Linked DNA regions of Homo sapiens: region 1 is linked to region 2. Evidence: chromatin loops called from intact Hi-C (ENCODE). Cell type or tissue: natural killer cell. All regions are shown on one strand. Links, peaks and the distances in the headings refer to the core of each region. The heading gives the core; the rest is flanking DNA. Region 1 overlaps GRK4 (G protein-coupled receptor kinase 4). Region 2 overlaps GRK4 (G protein-coupled receptor kinase 4).

Region 1 (14,775 bases), core at 4,099-12,098, 59 kb after region 2:
AAAAGACTGATATATTTGTCTCTATAAAAATACTAAAACTTCTGTATGAAAAAAAGACACTGAGGGCCAGGCGCGGTGGCTCAGGTCTGTAATCCCAGCACTTTGGGAGGCTGAGGTGGGCGGATCACAAGGGCAAGAAATTGAGACCATCCTGGCCAACCTGGTGAAACCCAGTCTCTACTAAAAATACAAAAATTAGCCGGGCGTGGTGGTGGGCACCTGTAGTCCCAGCTACTTGGGAGGCTGAGGCAGGGAATCACTTGAATCTGGGAGGCGGAGCTTGCAGTGAGCCGAGATCATGCCATTGCACTCCAGCCTGGCGACACAGCGAGACTCTGTCTCAAAAAAAAAAAAAAAAAAAAAGATAACACCTTTTATATATAAAGAACTTTTATAAATGAATTAGAAAAGAAAAAGGAAACATTGAAAAAAAAAAAGGAAATGTTCTACCCCATCCATAATCGAGAAAAGAAACCATTTTTCAAATTGCAGTTTAGCAAATATTAAAAATACTGACAACAACCAGTATTAGCAAAGGCATCACAAAGAAAGTTTGTTACATACTGTTGACAGAAAGGTAAATTGATACAATCTTTTTGGCAGTGATTTAGCAATATCAAAATTTTAAATGCATGTACCCTTTGAACTGAAAATTCTATTGTTAAAAAATACAGTTATGATTGCTCTATAGACATGATTCTATATCTGACTTCTTTTTTTTTTTTTTTTTTTTGAGACGGAGTCTTGTTCTGTCACCCAGGCTGGAGTGCAGTGGTGGGATCTCCAAGCTCCCCAGGTTCACACCATTCTCCTGCCTCAGCTTCCCAAGTAGCTGGGACTACAGGCGCCCGCCACCTCGCCCAGCTAATTTTTTTGTATTTTTAGTAGAGACGGAGTTTCACCGTGTTAGCCAGGATGGTCTCGATCTCCTGATCTCGTGATCCGCCCACCTCAGTCTCCCAAAGTGCTGGGATTACGGGCGTGAGCCACCACACCCGGCCTTCTGTATCTGACTCCTTAGGCTCATGTTAGGACCTGTAGCTAACTCTCATTCTTTACAGTTGCAGAGTATTCTGTTACACTGATATACCATATTTTTATCTGACTAATCCTTTCCTGAAGATCATTAGAAATTTTTCTTTTCTTTTTTCTTTCTTTCCCTCATTAATTTTTTTTCTCAAGACAGGTCTCACTATGTTGCCCAGGCTAGACTCAACCTCTTGGGCTCAAGGGATCCTCCTGCCTCAGCCTCCTAAGTAGGTGCACCTACAGGTATGTGCCACCATGCCTGGCTCAATAATTTTTTTTTTTTTTTTTGAGACAGAGTCTTGCTCTGTTCCCCAGGCTGGAGTGCAGTGGTGTGATTTCGGCTCACTGCAAGCTCCGCCTCCCGGTTTCACGTCATTCTCCTGCCTCAGCCTCCCAAGCAGCTGGGATTACACACACCCGTCACCGCACCCAGCTAATTTTTTTGTATTTTTAGTAGAGACGGGGTTTCACCGTGGTCTCGATCTCCTGACCTCGTGATCCGCCCACCTCGGCCTCCCAAAGTGCCGGGATTACAGGCGTGAGCCACTGCGCCCGGCCTGGCTCAATAATTTTTTAAAACGTGCATAGAAAACTGTCTGGAAGGCTACTAAACAATACTTAACAGTGTTTCTTCTACAGACAATAATTGGCTCGGTCATGGGGAGAGGAATTTTTACTTTTTCTTCAGTAATGTATAGAACAATGAGTATATATATTACTTGTAAAAAATGTTTCTAATGGGGAGCGGGCATAGTGGCTCACACCTGTAATCCCAGCACTTTGGGAGGCCAAGGTGGGCAGACTGCTTGAGCTCAGGAGTTTAAGACCAGCCTGGGCAACATGGTGAGACCCCACCTCTATAAAAAATATATATTTTTAATGAAAAAGTCAACAGCCAACTTTATAACTGCAGATCAGAAAATCTAAAGGATTTTTTTTCCTGAGAGGAATCATGAAGATATAAGGAGAATTTATCATAAAATGTTTGAAACAAACATGGAACTCAAGAAAGAATAACATCTAATGAATGGTATCATGCCAGATGTACCATCCAAGCATTAGTAGGCACTATTTACTCACCAATGGAATGTCTAAGCTCACTGCACTGGCTGACAGGAGGCAGTGTCAGTATCTCCTTCCATTTTTTACTACGACCACTTTTTTTGCCATATCCTCCTGAATTTGGGAGAAAAAAGGCAATTTCCTTTAACAGTCAGAAATATCCAATTATAACAACTACTTCCACCAATATATCTTAACATTTCTGTTTGAGTGGTTTGGGTACCTATCATGAATAAAAATACATGCTTATAATAATTTGTCTTATCTGGAAAGCTGCTTGATGAAGTATAAAATTCCCAAGGGAAGCAATCTGTCACTAGCTCTGCCATTTAGAAGCCATGGTGAGCCTCAGTTTCCAAATCTGTAAACAAGATCTAACATGACATATTGTTCAGGGCTGCTTATAAGTATTTATCAAAGAAATATTTATTGAGCATCTACTATGTACCAAAAACCTTCAAAGCACTAGGCATATGATGGTAAAAAAGACCAAGTCCCTCCCTCGCATTCTAAGTGAGGGAGTGATATGGTTTGGCTCTGTGTCCCCACCCAAATCTCATCTCAAATTATAATACCCACATGTCGAGGGAGGGACCAGGTGGGAGTCCCGTGATTGGATCGTGGGGACGGATTCCCCATGCTGTCCTGCGATAATGAGGGAGTTCTCATGAGATCTGATGGTTTTAAAAGTGGCAGTTTCCCTTGTGCTCTCTCTCCCCCTCTCTCTCTCCTGCCACCATGTAAGACGTGCCTTGCTTCCCCTTCGCTTTTCACCATGATTGTAAGTTTCCTGAGGCCCCTCTAGCCATGCAGAACTGTGAGTCAATTAAACCTCTTTTATTTATAAATTACCCAGTCTCAGGTAGTATCTTCACAGCAGTGTGAAAATGGACTAATACAGGGAGACAGGTGCACAAATCAGATAATGATAAGAGATAAGAAAAAAATGCTAATCATATAGTGATAAATATGAAACAAAATCAAGCAGGGTAAAGGTGGAAGGTGCTGTTTTGACTAAGGTAGGATCAGAGAAGACCTCCCTACAGGGGTCACATTTAGGCAGAGGCCTGAAGGATGTGAGTGGCAGAGTCTTGGCAAGTGCTGGGAGAAGAGCATCCCATGGTGAAACCAGAATGATGGAAAAGGCTACACTATAATACTTCAGAAAGATCTTTTAAACAAGCACCATTTTTTCTTTAATTCAACTCAGAGAAATGAGCATCTTCAATCTCAAGCCTTCTGGGCAGCTAAAATTTTACTGAATTTTATCCAGGAGAACATAATGGCTTAGGCTGGGTGACTAAGACTCCAGGACCATTTGGAAGAATTAGGAAACCAGGGCAAAAGCCACATTTCCTTGGAACACGATGAGCTCTGTCTTAAATACGGTGAGTGTGGAAAATTGTAAGAGACAGACATTTGGAAGATGGGTAGACTGGGATGAGCTCAGAAGAGGCTCGGCTAGAGATACAGACTTGATATCTGCAAAAAAGAAAACCATCAAAGATGTAAGAGCTTCTTCCTCAGCCTTAGTTTTGCTCTTCTACTCCCCCTACTCAATATTTCAACTGAGATCATGAGCTCTGGACTCACGTCCCACACCACAAGATGTCCAGAGCACCTGGCATTCAACATGTTCACCCTAGACTCATAATCTTCCCCCTCAAATCCAGTCCACATTTTTTCTTTCTGTTAAGATTTGTTTATTTAATAAACATGTAACAACCACCTGCCAATGCCAGAGAATATGTCAAGTGCTGTGTCAGTGACAGCCATGTCCTATGTCACTGAAGGGTGGGGAAAGGGTGACCTGTTCCTCCTGTCCCTTCACAGAGAACACAGAAACTCATTCCAGAGAAGCAGTAGGCACTGAAAAAAGGCTATCATCTTTGGTTATGGGTTATTTTTTTCAGGGTTATTGCTGGTTCTCCCTTCAGTTGAAATAAGAACTGTTCTTTGGGATATGCCATTTTTATCTGACCTCTTAAAGGAGTACAGAGCTGAGCTGTCACTTGCCTGATGCAGTATTTTGCCCTCTAGATTCCACAAGTGGAAAACAAGCATGATCTACAAGTGCCCTGAGACATGGCTTACATCTTCAGTGGTGCTTCTGTGCCCAAGCTGCTGAATCATTGAGCAGAGAACAAGTCCCTCTTGGTCTTATTCATATTTCACTATCTCTGCTTTCTCTTGTTCCCTGGCTTCTCCCAACTTTACACTACTCAAGTAACTAGCAAGAAACATGGCAGCCTGGCTGCTATGTCCTTCCTTTCCTAAGCCTGACACTGCCTGTAGGCTTAGAACCAGTGCTTCCACCTTCCCAGGATCCAAGCAGCGAGGCAGGCAGGGCCTGGATGAGGTGGTGCTGGCAGCAGTGGCCAGTGCCGGCGGAAGCCAGGAACAGGTGGGAGCCCTACCCCCTTCCAGGTTGGTGGGGCAGGAGCCCCACACTACTGGGAGCAGCTGCAGCCACCCAGCCACAGCTGCTGACCTGGGCATCCCTGTGCTCTCAGGAGCCCAGGAAGCCCCCCTGCCCCTGCAGGCTCAGAAGTGCCTGTTCCCACTGACTGGCCTCTCACTGCTCCTGGCACCTGCTCCGATTTTGGATCAAAGTTGTGGCTGAGCCCAGGCACTGTCACAACCCAGCCAGGTGTGTGCACGATAGGGGCGGTGCTGACACACCAGCCACCTGCCACCTCAGCCCCCTCCAGACTTTGGACACCAATGAGCATGGCAGGGAGGCCAAGGCGTGGCTGAGTTCAGCTCAGTGCAGGCCAGGGCACACAAACAGCCAGGGCACCATGAACAAGGGCAGGAGGCAGACAGGCTCCTGGGTAGAAAGGGGCAGGGTCCCCAGTGAAACCTCACCTTCAAGCCAGGGATAGACTGAAGCCTGACAGCCGGGCTGCCAGTTCTGCAGACTGGAGTGAGAACTTATGGTGGTTTTTCTGGGCCCGCCCACGGACCAATCAGCATGTACTTCCTCCCCTCTGAAGCTTATAAAAACCCCAGACTCAGCCAGACTTGGGCAGAAAACAGGACAACCTGCCTGCAGAGAGGTGCTACCCACTGTGGGTCTCCTTTCCACTGAGGGCTGTATACTCATCAGGACAACCTGCCTGCAGATAGGAGCTACCCACTCCAGGTCTCCTCTCCTCTGAGGGCTGCACAGACGATGGGATGATCTGCCTGCAGAAAGGAGCTACCCATTTTGGGTCTCCTGAGAGCTGTACTGTCACTCAATAAAGCACCTCTTCTTGCTTACCCTCCAGTTGTCTGTGTACCTCATTCTTCCTGGACATGGGACAAGAACTTGGGACCCACTGAATGGTGGGACTGAAAGAGCTGTAATACAAACAGGCTGAAGCACACCCCCCAACTCACCACGTTGTGGGTGATGAGAAGGAGAGAAGAGAGGAGATAAGAGCTGTGGCCCCTTGGGGAGCCGAGACTTAGGACCTCCCCCAGCCAAGGCTGTGACACCCTCTTTGAAGCTCTGTGGTTCCTGAAGTCTCCAAGCTTCTGGGCGCCACCGCATTCCCTGGCACCCACAGTGGCAGCTGCTTGCAGTACGCTTGGTCTAGCCACAGCCACAGCAGGTAACCAGCGCCTGTGCCTGGAGCTGCCTGCCCTGCCACAGCTGGCATGCCTGGCTGTGCCCAATGGCCAGACCCCACACTCATTTGCTCATGCAACCCTTGCTGCTCTGCACCTGGCTTGCCCTTGGCAGGCATGGGATCTGGACCAGTAGTGAAAGACAAGCACAGCCTGCCAGGCCAAGTGGGTGGAAGGAGCCCAGTGGGCCCAAGCAAAACTCAGGTAAAGCCGCCACTGGCCACAGAAGTCTCCAGCTGGTGAAGTGACACCCTAAGGATCCTGTGACAGTGGCACAGCCGCTCAGCCCCAGTGGGTTTGTGTTCACGGGTATGTGGCACTGACGGTGGGGTAGGGTGGCAACAAGAGGTAGGCTGGATGCATTACCCAGGACTAGCCTGTCAGGCAAGAGGTGAGCTGTTCTGCTCCTCACAGATGGGCCCAAGGAAGACAAGGCTTCCAGTGAGTCCCTGTGCCTCATCTAGGTGCTGTTCTGGGGTATTTGCACATTGAGATCTCAGCATCTAGTAGGCTTGTTGTGGAGATTAAATAGGATAACTTGTATAGAAAGGTACCAGGCCCATGAGTGGGGTTCAGTGTTCCTTCCCTTCCCCTTTAGGGTATGTTTCCTACATCGACAGAAGATTCCCACTGAAGACTGGTTCCCGGGTTCCCATCTTGGATGATGAGGGAAACAAGTCAAGGTGCTAGGCTTTCCTCTTCATCCTGGCTGCTGCCACTCCCAGCCAGCTCCAGGCAGTGAAGGCTCCAGGGAGGCTGGGTGGCCATGGCAGCCCCAGTCATCCTTCCATACTGTGAATCCTGGCTAACAAATTATTTATTGAGAAGACATCTGCTGTCCATGTCCAGTGTGCCAGGCACTGTCCAGGCTCTGGGTACCCTGTGGAGGGTCAGGCAGCTGGTCCTAACAGGATGAAAGCACTCTTGTCAGACCCAAAGAAACTTGGAGCTGGGAAGGCACAAAGAAGGGTTCTTGCTTACATGTCTGAGATAAGAACCATTAGGAGGAGTGTCTAAAATAACCCCACAAGAAATTCTTTCACATCCTTCATGCATTTCATGCTTTTCACAACCTACATTTGGCACATATGCAGGTATTTCTGAGACCAGGTACACTGGACCATTTTTTTTCTTTTTTGAGATAGGGTCTTGCTCTGTCACCCAGGCTAGAATGCAGAATGCAAGTCTCACTGCAGCCTTGACTTCCTGGACTCAAGAGATCCAGCTACCTCAGCCTCCTCAGCAGCTGGGACCACAAGCATGCACCACCACACATGGATTTTTTTTGGGGGGGTAGGGGGACGGAGTTTCACTCTTGTTGCCCAGGCTGGAGTGCAATGGTGTGATCTTGGCTCACCACAACCTCCGCCTACTGGGTTCAAGCAATTCTCCTGGCTCAGCCTCCTGAGTAGCTGGGATTACAGGCATGTGCCACCACGCCCGGCTAATTTTGTATCTTTAGTAGAGACAGGGTTTCTCCATGTTGGTCAGGCTGGTCTCGAACTCCTGACCTCAGGTGATCCGCCCGCCTCGGCCTCCCCAAAGTGCTGGGATTACAGGCGTGAGCCACCGTGCCTGGCCACTCTTTTTTTTTTTTTTTTTTTTTTTGAGACAGAGTCTCCCTCTGTCACTCAGGTTGGAGTGCAGTGGCACCATCTCAGATGATTGCAACCTCCACCTCCTGGGTTCAGGTGATTCTCCCACTTTAGCCTCCAGAATAGCTGGGATTGCAGGCGCCTGCCACCACACCCAGGTAATTTGTGGGGTTTTTTTTTGTTTTTTTTTTTGAGACGGAGTCTCGTTCTGTTGCCCAGGCTGGAGTGCAATGGCGCGATCTCGGCTCACTGCAAGCTCCACCTCCTGGGTTCACACCATTCTCCTGCCTCAGCCTCCCAAGTAGGTGGGACTATAGGCGCCCATCACCATGCCTGGCTAATTTTTTTGTATTTACAGACGGTGTTTCACCACGTTAACCAGGATGGTCTCGATCTCCTGACCTCATGATCCGCCTGCCTTGGCCTCCCAAAGTGCTGGGATCACAGGCGTGAGTCACCGTGCCCAGCCTAATTTGTGTATTTTCAGTAAGAGACGGGGTTTCAGCATGTGGGCCAGGCTGGTCTCGAACTCCTGAACTCAGGAGATCCGCCCACCTCGGCCTCCCAAAGTGCTGGGATTACAGGCATGAGCCACTGTGCCTGGCCACACATGGCTATTTTTTTAAAAAGCTTTTGTAGAGAAGAGATCTTGCCATGTTGCCCAAGCTAGTCTCAGACCCCTGGGCCCAATCGACCCTCCTGCCTCAGCCTCTCAAACAACTGGGATTACAAGCATGAGCCACCTTGCCTGGCCTGGACTTTTTTTAGGACGGCAGCAATTGAGATAAGATGCTCTTGAAAGAACACCTGCCCCCTAGTGGCATCTCCACCACAGAACTGATGCCAACTACGATTTTGAGCCTCTGGAACCAGTGAACTCTGTTTCCAAGCAGCTTATGTGAACCTCTCCCTGTCTGCCAAATAAAAGCTTCCTCTTCCTTTCCCCTTTTCGGGTGCACCTGTGGCTCGCCATGGCTGTGCATCCCAAATTATAATCCTCTTTGCTTACTCCCTAATTCATTCATTAAATTCAGAGATATTTTTCTCTGATATCTTTTTTTAGATTGACAATAGAATCGATTAGCTCAATTACAGAATCCTATCAGACCAAGTTTTTAAAAGATTCTTAAAAACTTAGCATATTATCAATTAGCTTAATGTGTGAAGCCACAGTCTATGAGATAACCAAGAACCTTCTACATAAAGTAATTTTAAAGATGAAAGTTGTTTTCCCTTTTTCTTCCCACTCAATATGGATCTTTAGGATAGATTAATACAGCAACTGACTTTTAGGAATTTCTATAAAACCTAGTTTATTCTCAATTTTAGCTGTAAAAAAGAAGGAAAATATTTTATTGTCAAAAGAGATATAGTCAGGGCACCAAAGGCTCATGTTACAAAAGAAAAAATAGGCAAAATGAACTTCATAAGCCCATGGAATGGGGGAAAACATTTGCACATTATATACCTGATAAGGGATGAGTAATCAGAATATATAGTGAACTCCTAATAGTCACAACAGAGCTGCTGCTGGGAAGTGGCAGCCCAATGAGGGACATTTCCCAGTCCCCTGTGGGGAGGGGGGCCATCTGACTGTGATCTGGACAACAGAATGTGGACAGAAGTGTTTATGCCACTTCCACGCCTGGCCTGGAAGAATCTCCCACACGGTTCTCCGTGCTCTCTCGCTTCTTTGTTTCGTAGATGGACCGAGATCCACAGGAGGATCTTGGGAGCCATGTGCTGATGACTCAGAACTTCTGCCAGCCTGGAATCCTCAATGACTGCACAAAGCACAGTCTACTCACCCACTCCCTCCCTGACCGCCCTCAACGTGGCTTTTATGGAAATGAAAAATAAATTCTATTCTTATTGCTCCACAAACAACAGAGATTTTAAGGTTTACCTGTTACAGCAGCAAGTATCAGTTTAACTGATACAGATGTCAGTATCTAGAGGGAAATATTAACCTAATAAAAAACCCTGGGTAAACAGATGGTCTAGCAGTAGGCGTAGCAGCCGGAGCTCTGCGTTATTCAGTAGCAGCAACACATTTAGTTCAGTGTTGTCTGTGATGATAACTCAAGAGGCAGCACACACAGACCAAGTGCTTGGAGAGCCCCACGCTCTAGCAAACAGGTCAAACAGCAGTAGTATGCGCTGTTACTCATCATACCGAGGAAGGTATTTTGCTGGGGAAGGGAGCTCAAGCAAGAATTGCTGGCTTTGTAAGCAGCAATAAAAAAAAAGTGCAAACAGACCAGAAATTTGGGCCTTTAGAGAGTATGAAAGGCCGCCTGTTCCTGGACCCCCAAACAGTGGAAAATAAGACTGGAAAAGGCTTTGAAAGACAAAAGCAGATAAAAACTCAGCTCTGTGCAGCAAGCAGATCAGGGGTGTGGTTTTCCCACCCATACTGCTGCCTCAAGACAGCCCCCAACTAATCTGGGGAGTAGAGACTTGAAAGAAAGAAAATTCGGCCGGGTGCGGTGGCTCGCGCCTGTCATCCCAGCACTTTGGGAGACCGGGGTGGACAGATCACCTGAGGTCGGCAGTTTGAGACCAGCCTGACCAACATGGAGGAACCCTGTATCTACTAAAAATACAAAATTAGCCGGACGTGGTGGCATGTGCCTGCAATCCCAGCTACTTGGGAGGCTGAGGCGGGAGAATCACCTGAACCTGGAAGCGGAGGTTGTGGTGAGCTGGGATCATGCCGTTGCACTCCAGCCTGGGCAACAAGAGCAAAACTCTGTATCAAACCAAAAAAAAAAAAAAAAAAAAAGAAAGAAAGAAAATTCAAGCTTGAGAATGTGTCTAGGAAAGAACGGTGGGTGCAACTACTGGCACATGGAACTGGCTGGAAGCAAACATATCATCAAAGGACAAAATTACATCAAATTTCAAATTGGAATCTAGTTGGCTTTTATTTGCAATGCTAGAATTGGGCAACACCTCCTTCTAAAAAACAGAATGCAGCCTGGGCAACATACTGAGACCCCATCTCTAAAAAAAAAATTACTCAGGCATGGTGGTGTGCACCTGTAGTCCCAGCTACTCAGGAGGCTGAGGTGGGAGGATCACTGGAGCCTAGGAGGTCAAGGCTGCAGTGAGCCATGACTGCGCCACTGCATTCCAGCCTGAGCAACAGACAAGAGCCTGTGAAAGAGAGGGAAAAAAAAACAAGGAAGAAGGGAAGGAGGAGGGAGGGAAAGAGAGAGAAAGAAAGAGAGAAAGAGAAAGAAAACAATGAGTGTTTCAATGAGCTAAACAGAGGAGTTTGGTTTTATAGGCAGAAAAGGGCTGAAGCAAGCAGACACAGAGAACAAAAAGCAGACTAGTCCTTTCAGAGTTACTTCCCTTGCTCCTTGCCCCTTGCAAAGGTTGAAGCAGAGGGGACCTCCTTATCATGCTGGCTAAAACCGGCCTGTTTGGGGATTTGGCTACTATGTATCTCTCCTGATTTCTCCAAAGGTCAAACAACTTTCAGCATGGTGACATGGAACTTTAGCAGGACTGACTCAATTTTGGTTTGATTTTTGGGGCCTAGTGCAGGAGCTCAGTACAAACCAATGGCCACCTATAAATTTAGCTTAACAAGATCAAAAGCTGACTATGTTTCTGAGAGAAATATAGTGCTGAAGAACTTGGATCCAGGATGAAGACAGCCTTGAACTGCTTGAGCCTTGAAACAACCTTCAAGCCCACAAACTTAAATCCGTAGAAGTGGGTCTGCAAAGCTCTGCACTGCTCCAGAAACCTGTGGAGGTTTCATCTGTCTGTCCATGTTAGCCGGCTCAAGGAGGAAAATGTCCTGGGGGTGGAGCCATGGGACACAGTGAACACAGGTGAGGGCAGAACTGGGCGCTAATCAAGGAATGTTCCCCACCCGCACAGGGCCCTTTTGCTGACGGGCCAGTGTCTACTGAGGGCTCCCTGCTCCTCCTTTTCTAAAAGGGAATTTCTACAATAGTCACCCTGCCTCTGCTCCCCCACGGTATATTAGGTATGAGGAGGGAAGATCATTTGGTTCTTTATGTAGGCTGCGGAATCCTGAGGAGCCACGTCTGGCCCTCATGGAGGAAATAGAGCAGAGGTCTTTCCGGTCTTTTTTTGAGACAGAGTCTGGCTCTGTGGCCAGGCTGGAGTGCAGTGGTGTGATCTTGGCTCACTGCAATCTCCACCTCCCAGGTTCAAGCGATTCTCCTGCCTCAGCCTCCCAAGTAGCTGGGACTACAGGTGCGCGCAACCACGCCCAGCTAATTTTTGTATTTTTGGTAGAGACAGGGTTTCACCATGTTGGCCAGGATGGTCTCGATCTCCTGACCTCATGATCCATCTGCCTCAGCCTCCCAAAGTGCTGGGATTACAGGCGAGAGCCACCGCGCCCGGCCTCATTCTGGTCTTTGAAGGGAGATTAGGATACCTGTAAGGGAAGAAGGCTGTGCATGGATATTTGGTGGCTAGAGGGCAGACATGGCACAGACAGCCAGCTGTCCTATGCCAACTCAAGACGCACTCCCATTATGCAGAGTCGTTGCCAGGATGTGGCTGCCCAGCTAGTACTTCTGTGGCTCTGCCCCCTTTGCAGTTAAAAGTGGCCATGTGACAGAGCAATGTATAAAACAGGTGTACCACTCGGGTGACAGGTGCACCAAAATCTCAGAAATCACCATTAGAGAACTTTTCCATGCAACCAGAACACCAACTGTTTCCCCAAAACTATCAGAATAAAAAACAACCAAAAACGGGTGTACCCACTTCCAGGGTTGGACCATAAAGCCCTCCTGTCTGATCCTCCACATTACCTGAGCTAAGTACTTTCCTCCATGACTGTCAGCTTCTCAGAAGGAGATATTCATCTGTTTTTATTCATCCCTGTATCCCTAGAGCCAAGCTTAGTGCCTGGCACACAATAAACCGTTTTTGAGTGAAACTGAAGTAACTGACACCGTCGTTGAGATAGTATAAAGAGGGCACTGAGATATAAAGCCCAGGTCTGGCTGGCTCCAAAGCCCATGATCTTAACTGCTATTCATACATTCATTCATTCATTCAACAAATATTTACTGAGCATCTAATGTGTGCCAGGAACTGTTCTAGGCATGAAAAATACAGCAGTGAACAAAGCAAATAAAACTTCCTCCTCTTATAAAGCTTAATTTTAGGGAGAAAGCCCGACGAACAAAGTACAAGTAAAATATACGTATATGAGATAATAATAAGTGCTATGGGAAAAAATAAAGGAAGAAAAATAAAGAGTAAATGAGAGCCGGGTGTGGTGGTGTGTATCTATAATCCCAGCTACTGGGGAGGCTTAGGTGGGCTCGCTTGAGCCCGGGAGTCCGAGGCCAGCCTGGGCAACATAGCGAGACCCTGTCTCCAAGGAAAAAAAGAGTGAATGAGGGAAGGGGTAGTGGTCAGGAAATTCCTCAGGTGAGAGAACAAGCCCCGTAAGAAAAAATTCTCAAGAGACAGAGGAAACCGTGTGGAGGCAGAGTGAGAGAGGGCGGATGAGGTTGGGGCGGCGGTCTTAAGGCCACTGCAGAGACTACGGCTTTCACTCTGAGCTGTCTGGGAAGCCATGAAGAGAGTTCAGAGGAGGGGCCGACACAATCTGGCTTAAATTTTAATAGGACCACTCTGGCTGCTGTGCTGAGAACGGGCTGTCAGGGGGAAAAGGCAGAAGCTGACCACGGTGTTCCAGGTGAGACGCTGACGGCTTGAGCCAAGTGACAGCAGTGGAGGAGGTGAGAAAAGGTCGGAATCTGCTGCGTTTTGAGTTGAGGGCTGAACACTCTGTCCAAGGATTGAGTGTGGGGGTGCGAGTAAGTCAAGTGCAGCTACATGAGCATTAACTGAGGTGCAGATGGAAACATCGGGGTGCTGGGGTTGAGTATTTGGGGTCTGGTACAGGCTCTTTCTCGTACCAATGAGGCTTCCATACAGCGATGTCAGGTAGGCAGCAGCACAGTGAGCTGCAAGTTGAGTGGAGAGGCCCAGCCTGCAGGCGTGAACTGGTGACAGGAGCTTCTTTCAAGCCATAGTACTACAAGATCACAAGGGAATGAGTGTGGATAGAGAAGGCGAGAAGCCCCTGGACAAAGACGGGGGGCATTTGGTATTAAAAGATCTAGAAGATAAGGGGGGACCAGCCAAGCCATCTGAGGCAAGCAGCGCAACAGGAAGGGTGATGATGCAGAACACGCTCACGGAAGAAAGCATGACGTGCCACGTCAGTGCAGCCCACGGGGGCAGCAAGACAAGGACCAAGAACTGATGCCTGGGATGTGGCAAGGGTGGCTTTGGTGAGGTGGTGGAGGTGAGGACTCAGCACCCAGCATCTAACTGACCCCACACTTGTTTGAAGAGTAAATAACAAGGCCAGGTGCAGTGGCTCACACTTGTAATCCCAGCACTTTGTGAGGCTGAGTTGGGCAGATCACTTGGGTTCAGGAGTTTAAGACCAGCCAGGGCAACATGGTGAAACCCCATCTCTACAAAAAATACAAACATTAGCTGGGGATGGCAGTGTACACCTGTAGTCTTAGCTACTCGGGACGCTGAGGCAGGAGAGCTGCTTGAGCCCGGGAGGTGGAGACTGCAGAGAACCGAGATCATGCTGCTGCACTCCAGCCTGGGTGACAGAGTGAGACCCTGTCTCAAAAAAAAATTTTTTTAAAGAGTAAATAACACACACACACAGCAGCGCACACACTGTGCACCTCTAAACACAGGACTCCCCCTCCGCCCCCGCCACATATGACTAGACCTGGTGGGGCATGAAGCACACACTGCACACTGCAGCTACAAAAGGTCCCCTGGCTTGGTCTAAGGGACAGAGTGTCACAGGTTAAAGAGAGAGAGAGAGAGAAGAAAGGGCCCCCCCCCGCAGGTTTGGGGCACACGTGCTGGTGAACCCTAGCGCCACTCTACCCCTCATTCAGCTGTCCTCAGTTCCAAAAGTCTCCACTGGCACAGCACAGCAGTCTGGTTCCACGTCCCCGCTGTTTGGCCCGGGCCCGGTCATACTCAAAGGTGGGCCGGCTATGCTGTCAATACTACGTAAAGACAAGGAGGCCAGAAGGTGAAGAACCAGGCAGAGCATGATGAGTCGTGGGGCCATGGCGAGGTCAACGGTGGTCGGCAGGGCCACAGGCATTTCAAAGGAGGACCATCCACAGACACTAAAGTCTGGGCAGCATACTGGGTTGAAAACTGTCAGAGGATTCCTCTTAAGTTTTTGAGGTCCCCAAAAGCAGGCAGTAAAGTGGGGCCACAGTGTTTGAAGGCCCAAGGATCCCCTCTATGGGCTGCCTTCATCTGTTTCAGAGGTACCTGTTACAGGTTGAATTCGTCCCATCCTAAAAAACGTTTATGTTAGAGTTCTATTCCCCAGTTAGCCCCTAACCCTCAGACAGTGATCTTATTTGGAGATAGGGTATTTATAGAGACAATTAAGTTAAAATTAGGT
Region 2 (14,775 bases), core at 3,173-11,172:
CGGAAGCTCTCTGAACCCTGTCCTCTTGGGTTTTTATGGAGGCTTCATCACATAGGCATGATTTAATCATTAGCCATTGGCGATCAGCTCAACCATCAGCCCCTCTCCCTTCCCAGAGGGCAAGAGTAGGGCTGAGTCCCAACCTTCTAACCCTACCTTCTTCTTTCTGGTGACCAGCCCCACCTCCTATCTTGAAGCTGTCTAGGAGCCACCAGCCACCTCATTAACATACAAAAAAGACATTCATCACTTTGAAGATTCCAAGGATTTGGGGAAATATATGCCAGGAGACTGAACGAAAACCAAATATAACTTCACAATATCATGGATGACTGAAATATGTAATAAAAGATTAAGCAGGCCAGGCACAGTGGCTCACACCTGTAATCCTTTGGGAGGCTGAGATGGGCAGATTACTTAAGGCCAGGGGTTCGAGACCAGCCTGGTCAACATGGTGAAACCCCATCTGTACTAAAAAAAAAAAATTAGCCGGTGTGGTGGTGGTGCCTGTAATCCCAGCTATCCGGGAAGCTGAGGCATGAGAATCACTTGAATGCAGGTTGCAGTGAGCCGAGATCACGCCACCGCACTCCAGCCTGGGCAACAGAGCGAGACTCTCAAAAAAAACATTAAAAATTTAAGCAGCCAAATGACATGGAAAGAAATAAATCACTATATTAATTATATAAATAGCAAACAAAATGTTGATACGGATTGCCTATGCACAGCAGCTAATATTAAAGACGAGATTTTGTGTTTTTTCTTTTTTTAAATATATTTTTGTATGGAACGCTTCACAAATTTGTGTGTCGTCCTTGTGCAGGGGCAATGCTAATCTTCTCTGTATCATTCCAGTTTTAGTGTATATGCTGCCACAGCGAGCACTGTTCTTCTTAATTTCAAAGTTCTCTTCAATACATACATGCTTGCTTATAAACAGAAAGAGAAAAATGAGATGTTCAACATGTTAATTGAACAAGTTACCAAATGGTCTGTGTACAAATCCTGGCCTAGGTTTATTTCTCTCAGTCAAAGCTTTCACTTGGGCATGGGGAAATTTAACTCAGACTAGCTTAAGCAAAAAAAGAAACAAAGAAACAAAAAGGACTTTATTAGTTCCATAGCCACCAGCCCAGGGTATGAACGATGCCCTCGGGCCCTGGGCCCTGCAACCCTGGTCGGTTCCCAGGTCTAGTTTCCTCCTCAGCAGGCAAGATGGAGGGAGTGCTACTGGACAGGGGTCCCGATCCAGACCCCAAAAGAGGGTACTTGGATCTCGCTCAGGAAACAATTCGAGGCTAATCCATAAAGGGAAAGCAAGTTTCTTAGGAAAGTAAAGGAATAAAGAATGGCTACTCCGTAGGCAGAGCAGCCTAGAGGGCTGCTGGCTGCCCATTTTTATGGTTATTTCTTGATTATATGCTAAACAAGGGGTGGATTATTCATGAGATTTCTGGGAAAGGGGTGGGCGATTCCCAGAACTGAGAGTTCCTCCTCTTTTTAGAACATACAGGGTAGCTTTCAGACGTTGCCATGGCATCTGAAAACTGTCATGGCGCTGATGGGAGTGTCTTTTGGCATGTTAATGCATTATAATTAGCATGTAATGAGCTGTGAGGATGACCAGAGGTCACTCTCATCGCCATCTTGGTTTTGGTGGGTTTCCCAGCTTCTTTATTTACTTCTTTATTTTATTATTTTTTTTGAGACGATGTCTTGCTCTGTTGCCCAGGTCTCGGCTCACTGCAGCCTCTGACTCCTGGGTTCAAGAGATTCTCCTGCCTCAGCCTCCCGAGTAGCTGGGACCACAGGCATCCATCACTGCACCTGGCTAATTTTTGTATTAGAGACGGGGTTCACTATTTTGGCCAGGGTGGTCTCTAACTCCTGGCCTCAAGTGATCCACCTGCCTCGGCCTCCCAAAGTGCTGGGATTACAGGCATGAGCCACCGCGCCTAGCTCCGGCTTCTTTAAAACAGTCTGTTTTATCAGCAAGCTCTTTGGGACCTGTATTTTGTGCCAGCCTCCTATCTCATCCTGTAACTAAGAATGCCTAACCTCCTGGGAATGCGGCCCAGCAGGTCTCAGGCTCATTTTACCCAGCCCCCATTCAAGATGGAGTTGCTCTTGTTCAAATGCCTCTGACAGGCAGGTGTCCCTAAACTTCAACACCTGCGCGAGGCAGGCCTTTACAGAGGCCCTGTGGCTGGCAAGGAAGTCAGGTCCTCAGCCCAGCCAGGTCCCCAGCCCCCAGCAGAGTCGTCTACACTGTGATTCCGCTGTGGACTTTGTCTACACTGATGGAAGAACTCCTGGAAAGAGTCAGAGTGGAAATGGGGGTGGGGGTGGAATAATGGTGATTTTTCTTTCCTGCATGTTTTCCTGTATTTTCTGCAATGAGCAGGTATTATTTTCCCACGATTATTGGCATAGTTACTGAATGGTGACCACGTATTCAACACTGTGCTACATGATTTACAGACTCTGAAACCTGCTCTCAGCATCCCGGGGGCACCAACTCCTGCCATCTTCATTCTGCAGCTGAGGACAGTGAGGCACAGAGGAGAGGGGTCCAGAGTCCCGCCGCGGTCACCCGCTTCCAAAAAGCCTTACTCTTTAATGAGTTTTGCCTCAATCAGAAGAAAAGCAAAGCTATTTCCATTCCCCCAAAGAATAAAGACCCCAAGTCTCCAAGATAACGTCCCCTTCCCCTTCCCCTCGTACAAAGAAGGCTCCCAACCTCATGGTGACATCCCCGCTGGTGTTTTCCTCCCAGGACGGGCCCCAGTGCCCCTGCTGGAGCCGGCGGTGGGCACCTGCGGAAGCTGATTTTCCCCACACCCCGATGCAAGGGAAACGTCCGCCTGGAAGCCTGGTCGCTCCTGCTGCTCTTGTGAAAGCGGCCCAGGGAGCGCTGTGTCCCTCAGGCACTGTGGTTCCTCTCCCGCGCGCAGCTGTCCGATGTGTCACTGTCTGGTTCAAAGTCACCGAGGCCTGTGCCCTGGCTTCTCACGCAGCAGGCAGCACAGAGATCCCGGCTGCAGGCTCCAGGCAGCCCTGACAGCAGTGGAGAATGGATGGGGCGGAGGTGAAGGCACCCGGCTGGTGTCCCCGTCAGCTCCTCCCTGAACCAGCCCTCACCATGTCAAGTGCTGCCCTGCCCTGCGGAAGCCGCAGCCAGCGCCGGGCCGGCCCATCCTGCGAAGCACAGTTCAGGAAAAAGGCCCAAGTTCCGCACCTTCTCTAAGGATCTGGGCGCAGCTTCAAGGCCGCCAGCGAGGGCCCTCAGCAGGGTCAGCTCTGGGGCCTCAGCCCTCCCTGTCCCTCCTGTTCGCTCCCCGCCCAGCTCCAACGTCGCCCCCTGGGAAATCTTCATGCCCTGGCACACGCACGGGTGCCTCCGCGGGCTTCAGTGCCGGTCCACACCCTTCCGCTACGCCCTGGCGTGGGGTTCGCCAAGCGCACAAAGCCACGTCTCCCCGCGGGTGAGCACCCCAGCTGAAGAGGCACCACGCACTGCTGTGAGCTCTCAGCTTGTGCAGTTTCAGCGCCCTTAACCTCCACGGGAAGCTCCCAGGCTCCTAAGCGCCACTAAAGCCCAGGAGGGCGGGCTCCTCATCCCTGACACAGTACCGGCCTCTCGGGGGCCCTGACGTGGACTCCCACGGTGCAGGCTGTCACCGCATGCCGGGCGCACCTGCTGGAGCCCTGGCCGCCAGGCCCTGACTGCAGGGTCATGGGGAGCCGCCCCTTTCAAGGGCAGATAGATATGCTCAGAGAAAATGAAAACTGGCCACAAACACACAAACCGAAGGAATCTCGGTGAGGGGCACAAGGCAACGGGACAGCCATCGGGAGATGCAGGAATGCCAACGGGCTCGGACTGTCTGACACCCGGGCCCTGGGGAAAGGGAGGCCCGGCCGCCCCCTCTCTTCCTGGACCACCACATCTCTGGCCGAGTGGTGAGACCAAGTCTGGGGGTGGCGCGAGGCACTGCAGTGCTGGGTCATCCATTCCCAAGCCCCCGCTGGCCTCTCCCTGGGTGCAGGGAAAGCTCCCACCCTAGCATGCAAGGCGCCCACACCTGGGCACCCCAGCACGCAAGGCGCCCACACCTGGGCACCCCAGCACGGAAGGCGCCCACACTTGGGCGTGTCTGGGGCCTCAGGGGTACTCTTGGGGCTTTTTCTTCAATCCAGCTTTAGTGAAAAGACAACTCAGGTATTAGTGCAGAAAGGTCTGTACACTCCCAAGGCATGTTTTATTTAGATGTATTTATTACAATTCCAGGTGGGACGAGACGCTAACACATGCTCCTTCCTGGCGCCAGGGTCTGCTCTGTGGTCCGCACCGGGGTGCTCAGCATTGCTTGGGTTCCACTTCCTTCTCACTGGGGACCATGGTCAGGCAGCCCTACAACACACAGCGGCGGCCTCAGGCACACGGCTGATGCGAAGGTTTCACTTTCCTTAAGTGCAGACAACCATTTACAAACTTTTGGGTGGGGGGTGCTTTTTTATTTTTTATTTATTTATTTATTTTTTGAGACATAGTCTCACTCTGTCGCCCAGGCTGGAGTGCAATGGCAGGATCTCAGATCACTACAACCTCCACCTTCCAGGTTCAAGCAATTCTCCTTCCTCAGCCTCCTGAGTAGCTAGGACCACAGCCACACGCCACCACACCCTGCTAAGTTTTGTATTTTTAGCAGAGACGGGGTTTCACCATGTTGGCCAGGTTGCTCTCGAACTCCTGATCTCAAGTGATCCTCCCACCTCAGCCTCCCAAAGTGCTGAGATTACAGGTGTGAGCCAGCGTGCCCGGCCAGGGGGCTGCTAATTTTAAGGCAGGCAAAAACCTGAAAAATTTTCTCCTTATTTACTTCATGATGTGGTAGATGCTTAGCTCACATACATAGGAAATGCAGCAGGTAAGTTCTGCATGTACCATGGCTGAGGCATGAATGTCACAGGGTCTCTGGCTGCCTAAGAAGCAGTGTGGGGAGAATGGGCTTCACTCTGTGCAATCAGATTCTCTCAACGGCAGGTTTTCCCCAAAACGTGGGAACCTGGGTTCCATCTCCAAGTGTGGACACTGGGACCGGGGCCCAGGGAGGAGCATTTATTTCCATGCAGGGCTGGCTACACACTGAGGGTCAGGGAGAGCCATTTTGTTAGTTCACACCTAACCCTTAGTTCTCAGAGGAAAGACAGCCATGGGAAATGCCACTTTGAGATATTTCCCACCTAAAGCTTATTTTTTTTTCCTTTTTTTTTTTTTTTTTTTAAGACAGAGTTTCACTCTTGTCACCCAGGCTGGAGCGCAATGGTGCAGTCTCGGCTCCCTGTAACCTCCGCCTCCCAGGTTCAAGCGATTCTCCTGCCTCAGACTCCCAGGTAGCTGGGATTACAGGCACATGCCACCATGACCGGCTAATTTTTATATTTTTAGTAGAGATGGGGTTTCACCATGTTGGCTAAGCTGGTCTTGAACTCCTGACCTCAGGTGATCCACCCTCCTCAGCCTCCCAAAGTGCTGGGATTACAGGCGTGAGCCACCACGCCTAGCCTATTTTTCATACTGAAAGAAAGATGGATTAGAATGTTAGTGGCCAAGCTCTGAATCAACCCCCTGGGAACACACAGGGTGCAAAGTAGGATGGCCCACGAATCCAAGGAGAGACACTTTGCATGGAAAAAAGGCTTGTCTACATTTAATGCTATTACAGAAAGTCTTTCCAAAGGATTCCATTTTTCTTTCTTTCTTTTTGAGATGGAGTCTTGCGCTGTTGCCCAGGCTGGAGTACAGTGGCACGATCTCGGCTCACTGCACCCTCCACCTCCTGGGTTCACGCGATTCTCCTGCCTCAGCCTCCCAAGTAGCTGGGACTACAGGCATGTGCCACCACACCCGGCTAAGTTTTGTATTTTTAGTAGAATTGGGGTTTTGCCATGTTGGCCAGGCTGGTCTCAAACTCCTGACCTCAGGTGATCCACCTGCCTCGGCCTCCCAAAGTGCTGGGATTACAGGCGTGAGCCACCGCACCCAGCCAGGATTCCCTTTTCAAAAAGGAATCCACTTTCCCCGTGCAGCGGGCGAAGGAGGTGAGTCTAAGAGCCAGAGCAGGGAGAGATGCACTGTGAGTGCCATCTGACGAAGGTTCCACAGGATGCCGATTTCTGAGCCCAGTGTAAACTATTTTGTCAGCGACACGGGAACCTGTTTGTAAATGCTGGAAGGTAGTCCTGTTTTGGATCAGAACAGTCTTCATCCCAGCAACAAACCTCACTGCGAGGGTGTTCTCATTGTTCTGGCTGGCCTCCACCTAGCACCATGTGGCTCTCAGACTGTATAAAACTGCCTGTAGGAGCCATCGCAAACAGAAAAAGTACCAGGTTTTCACCTTGGCAGTCAGTATGTTTTTTTTTTTTTCACATACACACACATATATTAGTTTTTAAGTCTTTTTACCCCTCTTCTGAAGAGTCTATAGAAGAAGCCTCTGTTTGGTCTGGAAACCGGGGTATGTATGTTCTTGTCTAGATCTAATGGCAAAGCTTCCTCACTTTCACTTTTGTTGATGTCTTTGAAACACCCAGATTCGATCATCTGCATGCACAGAATAACAGGACAGAGAAGCCGCAGAGAAACTGCCAGGTCAGTGGGTGTCTCCCAGTGCCAGCAGCTCCTGCCCAGCCCCGTGCGGGGCACCTCAGAGCTCCTGCACCCACTGTGGGGCCCCTTTTCTGGGTTCCTCCTTCCCTGCTTCCTGACCTCTTCTTGGAATAAGTAATGTGGTCTCCTCTCCCCTTGTCTCTGAGTGTACTCCCAAAGCAGGGAACTACCATGGGAACCCTGGCTGCCAGCCAGCCCTGCTTAGGGAGTGGGGCTCGGGGTGGCAGGCAAGCTCCCATCAGACCCAAAATAGCTACCTCCTGTCCACTTCCTGTCATTGGGACCAGGGACAGCCGCTGTGCTTCTGGACAGCTGCTGATATGGTCCTTGGCTTGCCCATGGTCTAGTCCTGTGGTCAAAAGTCTTATACAATCTTTTTTTTTTTTTTTTTGGGTGAGACGAAGTCTCGTTCTGTCGCCCAAGGTGGAGTACAGTGGCGCAATCTCAGCTCACTGCAACTTCTGCCTCCCAGGTTCAAGCGATTCTCCTGCCTCAGCATCCCTACTAGCTGGGACTACAGGTGCCTGCCACCATGCCTGGCTAATTTTTGTACTTTTAGTAGAGACAGGGTTTCACTATGTTGGCCAGGCTGGTCTCGAACTCCTGACCTCATGATCTGCCTGCCTCAGCCTCCCAAAGTGCTGGGATTACAGGCGTGAGCCACTGCGCCCAGCCGTCTTATATAATTTTATCTCCCAAATACACACAGACACACACACACACACGGACACACACACACCCTTTTCCCTGGGTCACTGTTGGAACTAACGTAAAGCGGCTGTGCTGGAAGGGCAGTACCTCATTCTGCCAGGGGATGGAGACACACCCGGTAGCAAACCGAGCATAGAAGTCTTCATCTGCGGTGTCCAGGTAGATCCCTTTCACCACCGAGAACTGCTCGATATCCAGGACGTCCTTACAGTAAACGGCATGAGGCTGTGTAGCAAGAACAGGGGCAGCCTCTGAGATGACTACAGCAATTCTCAGCTCCCTCAGTTCCCAAGAATGAAACGCCCAGCAAACTGACGCATAAACACCGCCACTCTCCCTGTCTCCATTCTTTTGCCAGGCCCCTCTCACTTGAGGCATTTTCTAAATCACAGAATGTGTCCTCTGAAGAGGTGGTTCGCCAGCTTTTAGTGTCACCAATTTTGTGGTACTGTCTGTGCCAGGTCCCTTGCATGCCCTGGCTCTCTCCCTCTTTCTCACACACACACACACACACATACACACACACATACACACACACACACACACACACACACCCCTCCTGAGGCCATGCCCTTCTCCTTTCCGTAGTGCAAAATGGATTGCAAACAGAGGTCAGGGATGCAGGGCAGGGTGGACTGCACGTATTGGAAGATGCAGCACAGAACCGGAGAAGTGTGAACAGGGACAGAGGCCACCAGCGGTGGGATCCCTTAGTGACAATTCTCGCCCCTGCCTCCAATTCTTGGTGCACTCCTGGCAAAGCACCCGGAGAAAACCTGAGGAACAGCAGCAGCTCCCACTTCCCATCCTCCTGCAGGTCCACTGAGTGGTCTCCAAGGCTGCAAGGGACCTCATCCCTCCGCTCAGCTCCCTGAATCAGCAGGTCCCTCCTCTGGGACAGGAACCCAGGTCTGCAGCTCCTATCCCGGCACTGCTGTCCTCAGAGGCAGAGGGTCAGGCAGGCAGGAGGGAGTGCCAAGGTCCGGGTCTCCACCTGCCGCCAGTACAGTTCCTTGCACTTTCAGGGCAAAGGAACAAAAAGCACGGAAGTCGGCAGCTGTGGGACCCTCATCTGCTCATGCCGGAGGCACCCGCAGTCCTGAGAAACTTTTCACCCAGGACTTGTGCACTACAGTGAGTGTTTCAGCAAAGCAGTGGCTCCAAAGGCCACGGTCAGCACAGCTGTTAGAGTAGCTGCTCTTCACTCATTCATACCCTCAAGGTGGGGAGGCGGAAGTGGACCGGCAGGCCCCGCCCCTCGGGGACAGTCCAGAGGAAGGTGTCCCAACAGCACACTCACAAGGAGGCACAGTGACCACTTCAGGGTCCTCAGTACGGGGCCAGGCCACAGTCCCAGGACCTCATGAGAAGCAGAGTGGGGACACGCGTTCCAGACAAAGGAAGCAGGGCCTCACGGCTGTGGGAAACACAAGAATGAGAGAGAAAGCCAGCCCTGAGACCAGAAAGGGGACACGGGTGGCCAGGCGTAGTGGCTCATGCCTGTAATCCCAGCATTCTGGGAGGTCAAGGCAGGAGGATCACTTGGGGCCAGGAGTTCAAAAGTAGCCTGGGCAACATAGGGAGACCCCCGTCTCTAGAAAAGAAGTGAAAATGAGCTGGGTGGTGTGTGGCTGTGGTCTCAGCTACCTGGGGGGCTCCCCCAGCAGTGAGGCTGACAGTGACACGAGGCAGGGAGCTAGAGCACCGCTGAGGTCTGTGAGGGGCCCAGTGAGTGGCCAAAGCACACTGGGGTGACGGGGGAGGGAAGAAGAACCAGGTAGGACAGGCACCATGAGCAAAAGCCACATGCTAACTGTACCTGCTGATTCTGTATCTGTTGTAATAAAAAACAAAAAAAAACAAAAAACTGTGTTGCAGCCGGGCACAGTGGCTCACGCCTATAATCCCAGCACTGTGGGAGGCCAAGGTGGAGGACCACTTGAGGCCAGGAGTGCAAGACCAGCCTGGGCAACACAGTGAGACCCCCCATCTCTATTTTTGAAAAAAGAAAGAGAAAAACCGTGCTGTGCGGATCACTGTTCCTAGGGCCCTGCTCGTCCTGGCAATGCACTTACATCAGGACAGAAAGGGGGCTCCAGCATGTTTGCCTCCAGCCTCCTGAAGTTGATGTCCTTGAACACGGGGTGCTGCTTCACCCCAGCCGCTCCCTCGCCCCTGCAGCCCAGCCGCTTGCTTGGATTCTTGGTGAGTAACTGCAAGAGGCAGAAATGCAACCCACTTGAGCCTCTGGATAAAAATGAAAACTCAAAACTCCCCTGCATAATAATAACCAAAGGACTCGGGAGGGCAGAGCAGGTGCATCTAACAAATCATTTCTTTTTTTTTCTTTTTTTGAGATGGAGTCTCGTTCTGTCACCCAGGCTGGAGTGCAGTGGTGCGATCTCGGCTCACTGCAAGCTCAGCCTCCCGGGTTCACGCCATTCTCCTGCCTCAGCCTCCCGAGTAGCTGGGACTATGGGCACCCGCCACCGTGCCCAGCTAATTTTTTGTATTTTTAGTGGAGACGGGGTTTCACCGTGGTCTCCATCTCCTGACCTCGTGATCCACCCGCCTCGACCTCCCAAAGTGCTGGGATTACAGTCGTGAGCCACCGCGCCCAGCTGCATCTAACAAATAATTTCCAAGCATCAAGCAGACCTCAGGAACTCAGACTTTACTCATTAAATTATATGACACTTCACAAAGGAGGGGGGCGAAGGTTTCGCCTTTGAGCTATCAATAAATAAGGGGTCGGCTATGTTATTCCTTAAGTTAAAAAAATTAATCATAAAAATGTGGGGATTTTTAAAGAGGAAACAGAAACTGTTGTCAATTTCAGAAATACCACTAAGGACCTCAGATGAGGCAACCACTTAGCAAACCTCGTTCTCAAAATATCTTCTTAATATTTTGGTATTCTAGTATATTCTTAAAATTACCAGAAAGGATCTCTTTAGAAAGTATTCCTCACATACATATTTACCATCATCACAAAGGCAAATAAGCCTTCCTCCGCAATTCTCATCAATCAGAAAAAGCAGGGCTGTGCTCAAAAGCAACACATGAAAGACCTGGACCCCTGAAACGTGACCTAGACCTGGGCTTGGGAAACCACAGTCCAGCCACCACAGGCACCAGCTGCCTGGTTTTGGAAACAAGGCTTTATCGACACCACCCTTTTCCACTATAGCGGCAGAGTTGAATCGCTGTAATAGACCTGCAAAGTCTAGACGCTGTTTACCATCTGGCCTTACAGAAAAGTATGCTGATCCCTGGCCAACTCAAAGTCCCAAAGACCAGAAAGCATTCTGGTCTGCGCTTCTATCTCCCACCGCTCTCAGCTCCTTGCTGGGCTGTGCCTGCTCCAGGGCTGTGTCTACAAAGCTCTTCGGCTTGCTGACTCCTGCTAAATTCTTCAGGTTTTAGCTTTCTGGCCCCCATACCTGCACTAGATTAGGCTCCCCAAATTTTTTTGCCACAGCCTGAGGGGATCCTCCACCTCTCCTCGATGACAAGTATTTCTTGCTGAGAATGAGTCATTTGGACGCGCCATTATTGCCAGGCTGTCCTGCTAGACTCAAAGCTTCCTGAAGCTAAGGCTGTGTGACTCTGGCCCACTGTGATACCCCAGCACCTAGCCAGAGCAGGCGCTCAGTAACAGTTGCTCAATGCGTTTATTCTTTGCATGCTTTGTTAATTTAAAACGGATGTGAAGACCGGGCGCAGTGGCTCATGCCCGTAATCCCAGCATTTTGGGAGGCCGAGGTGGGTGGATCACGAGGTCAGGAGATCAAGACCATCCTGGCCAACATGGTGAAACCCGGTCTCTACTAAAAATACAAAAATTAGCCGGACGTGGTGGCAGATGCCTGTAGTCCCAGCTACTCAGGAGCCTGAGGCAGGAGAATCCCTTGAACCCGGGAGGCAGATGCTGCAGTGAGCTGAGGTCGCACCACTGTACTCCAACCTGGGCCAGATCTGTTTCTTGAGACTCCGTCTCAAAGAAACAACAACAAATAAATTAATAAAACAGATCTGAAAATTAAGTGTAATGCAAATACCATTTCTGCATCTCAGGGACTCCACAGCCCCATGGTTGAGCTTGCTGCCAGCATACTCCACTCCCATCGAGGGCCAGGATGCTCTGAATGTGTGTATCCCCCACAAATCTGTAAGCTGAAACTTAATCCCCAATGCAATAGTATTGAGAGGTGGGACCTTCTGGAGGTGATGAGGTCATGAAGGCTCTGCCCTCGTGAATGGGATTCCTGCCATTAGAAAAGGGGCCCCAGGGAGCTGGTTTGTCCTCTGCCCTGTGAGGGTGCAGTGAGAAGGCTCCATCTTTCTTTCTTTTCTTTTCTTTCTTTCTTTCTTTTAAAATATAGACGGCATCTCACTGTGTTACCCAGGCTGGTCTCTAGCTCCTTGGCTCAAGTGATCCTCCCACCTCAGCCTCCCAAAGTGCTAAGATTATAGGTATGAGCCACCAGCTCCAGCCAAGGCTCCATCTTTGAAGCAGAGAGCAGCCCTCACCAACACCAAATCTGCAGGCATCTTGATCTAGGACTTCCAGCCTCCTGACTGAGAAAATAAACTTCTGCTGTTGATAAATTACTCAGTCTAAGGGATTCTGTCATAGCAGCCCAAAGGGACTAAGACAGATGGCCTGACCAGGCAGCACAGAGCAGAGGAGAGGGGCTTGGTCCAAAAGCTGGCCTCAGGTCCAGCTGCCAGCAGTTGCTGTGTGACGTCGTTAACCCATAGAACCCATTCTTTAAGAACGAACTGTTTCTCCTCTTAGTAATTATGGAGGATTATTTGCTACTAAACATTTTACATGTATTACTTCATTTTATCCTCCCAACAATCCTATAAAGTAAGAGCTACTCTCATCTACATTTCATAAATGAGAAACTGAGCTGGGAGAGATGATCCTGTAATGGGAGCTGAGACTCACCTGGCCCTAACTTCAAAGCTAGAGCTTCTCACACAGAGCCCTCACTCAGACACCTCCTTTCCCAGCACCTCCAACACCACGGATTTCATCTTGAAAGCCCCTGAGCCTTTGTTTCTATCCACTTACGACACCCATTGCATCCTGCTTTATTTTTCTTCCCCTCCCCGAGCCTAGCAGAACAAGTATGCATTCTGCTTTTTCTTTTCTTTTTTCTTTTTTGAGACGGAGTCATGCTCTGTCGCCAGGCTGGAGTGCAGTGGCACAGCCTTCCGAGTACCTGGGATTACAGGCGCCCACCACCGCACCTGGCTAATTTTTTTTTTAGTAGAGATAGGATTTCACCATCTTGGCCAGGCTGGTCTCAAACTCCTGACCTCATGATCCACCTGCCTTGACCTCCCAAAGTGCTGGGATTATAGCATGAGCCACCGCACCCGGCCCATTCTGCTTTTTCACTGCAGTCATTTCTGTTTGTTTTAGGCCTAACATTAAACTGTGAGCTCTTAGGGGCAGACTCCATTTCTGGTACATATTTATACATTCTTGCAGCCCTGTCAGTGTCCTGTGGGAGGAAGACTCCATTATTTAACAGTCAGCTCTAAGCAGAGTGAGGTAGCCGGGAGAACTCCAGGCTGACCCCTGGCTCCAGGACGAGCCTGTAGCACCCATGGCTTCATATATGGAAACACATGAAAAGGACATCAGAATAACTCCTCTCCAGCCACTGCCAGCCCATGTCAGTTACCCAGGCACAGCTGCTAGGAATGCCCACACCCAGGCAGGGGCCTATGCCTGGCTGCTTGGTCCTGTGGCCTTCTCTTCTCCAGTGACTTCATCCTCCATCCCCCCAGTGACCCCCAGCCACTCTCTCCCTGGTCACACCCCAGACTCTTGGCCAGCAAGCACTCTGTCAGCTCCACTCCAAGCAGCTTCCTCTCTGAGCGTCCCTCTCATCTTTCTAACTCTGGCCTGGAGGTGTATGGACTCCCAACTTGGACCATGCTTTGCCCATCCTGTTGAACCTGCCGTTCCCTGTGTCCATTTCCTCGTCCACTGGAGCCAGCGTCGAGCCCATGGTCTGTCCTCTAGTCACTCCCTGGCATGCAGCCCAGCTCCCCGGCCTCTCTCTAGCTGCTGGACAAACCAGAGCTGGGCGAGTGCAGCTCCCTGCTGGCTCTGAGCCTGCACCGTCCAGGTGTGGCAGAAGCCCAGCACACAACCACGGCCACTCCCCTCCCTTCAGGTCCGCATGGGCTCTTGATGCTGTTGAGGAAACCCCTGCTTTCCAAGCCTTCAAGCCTCCCCTTTCCTCACACCTGCCTCCCACCTTTGCTCCCCACTAGGGGCTGACCATCTGAGAAAAAGAAGCTCCATAAGAGACCGTTCACAGCCCTGCTCACGTCTCCCCAGCTGTGCTGCACTGGCCACAGACTCTGCCTCCTCTCCGGTCACTGGAGGAACTGCCCACACACTCCCCGTGCGCTGGCTGCTGTCCTCCCCACTGCAAGGACTTGGCTCCAGCGAGTGCCCCCTTCCCTCCAGCCCATCTTGGAGTCAGCCTGAAGTCTTCTCCACCACCTGCCTTCAGGATCCATCCTGAATCTGACAGCGGTCATCTGCCATCACTTCTCACACCTGCTCTGCCATCACCGAGGTCTGCGTCACCTTTACTCTCACCTGAATCGCTGCAAAGCCCCCAATGGCCTTCCTCCTCCCTGTCCATTCATTCTCTCCCAGTGGCCGGCAAGCCCAGTCTCATCACATCACTCTTCACAGAGCCCTGCGATGGCTTCATGGCCATCAGAGGAAGCAACACTCAAGGCTTGACAATGATGACAATAACAAGTGACAGGTGGTTCAGCATGGCCTGGGCTTCCTGCTCTCTGTCCCGTCCCCCTCTAACCCCCTCCTGCTCTTGCCAGCAGCCTGCCACTGTGGCCTTGCTATTGCAGACAATCTCTGTCTGCTCTGCCCAGCAGGCCGACCCCCTCTCACCCCCTAGAGCCTGCCGCCCCTCCAGGCAGTTCCCCGTCCTCCAGAGTGCGGGTCCTCCCCACAGCCCACACGTCTATGCATTTGTTCTGTTTCCTGTCAGTTCTCGCTGGCAGGGCGGGGACTTCTGTTCTATTTGCTGCTGTTTCCCCCAATGCCTAGGACGGTGCCTGGAACATACAAGATGCTCAATAAATCCTTGTTGAATGAAAATAAATGAAAAAAAAAATGTGCTAAAAAAATACTGGTTTAAAGTAAGTAACAAAGAGAGTTTCCCTCACTGATTGAGTGTCTGGGCAGTGAGGGGTGGTAACACAGTCCAGTCCCAGAGGCAGATGGACCCTGACAGCCACTGGCTCATTCTGGGACCAGGGACCAGGTCTCCACCGCTTGGGGCTCATCTCCTTGCTGTGACTCGCGGGTGCCACCGTCAGCCTCA

What was found. A loop is a pair of places that touch in the nucleus more often than their neighbours do. Peaks named below come from ENCODE experiments on the same cell type or tissue, not always from the same donor. Only the 100,000 strongest peaks of a DNase experiment are listed, where the experiment ranks them.
Region 1: it touches region 2 in a loop (12-fold over the local background); 45 of 110 quality-filtered maps call a loop at or near these places.

What each region holds. Positions count from the first base shown.
Region 1 is chr4:2,971,943-2,986,717 of GRCh38, reverse strand. GRK4 (G protein-coupled receptor kinase 4) reads right to left here. Exons shown (of 16, transcript NM_182982.3): 2 at 2,110-2,205. Among named protein-coding and RNA genes, the nearest start is that of GRK4, 16 kb to the right of the region's middle. In natural killer cell, for the core only: a CTCF peak has its summit at 8,135 (motif pointing left); a DNase peak (open chromatin) is centred at 8,117.
Region 2 is chr4:3,030,211-3,044,985 of GRCh38, reverse strand. It overlaps GRK4 (G protein-coupled receptor kinase 4), which reads right to left. Exons shown (of 16, transcript NM_182982.3): 13 at 9,463-9,600; 14 at 7,475-7,612; 15 at 6,473-6,610; 16 at 4,226-4,414. The coding sequence ends at 4,361. It also overlaps the pseudogene RNU6-204P. Among named protein-coding and RNA genes, the nearest start is that of HTT, 37 kb to the left of the region's middle. RefSeq lists enhancers at 2,681-2,900, 4,121-4,570, 6,539-6,588, 6,599-6,688, 7,269-7,318 and a silencer at 3,971-4,020. In natural killer cell, for the core only: a CTCF peak has its summit at 7,489; DNase peaks (open chromatin) are centred at 3,455, 6,675 and 7,485; H3K4me3 peaks cover 1,286 bases; H3K27ac peaks cover 2,395 bases.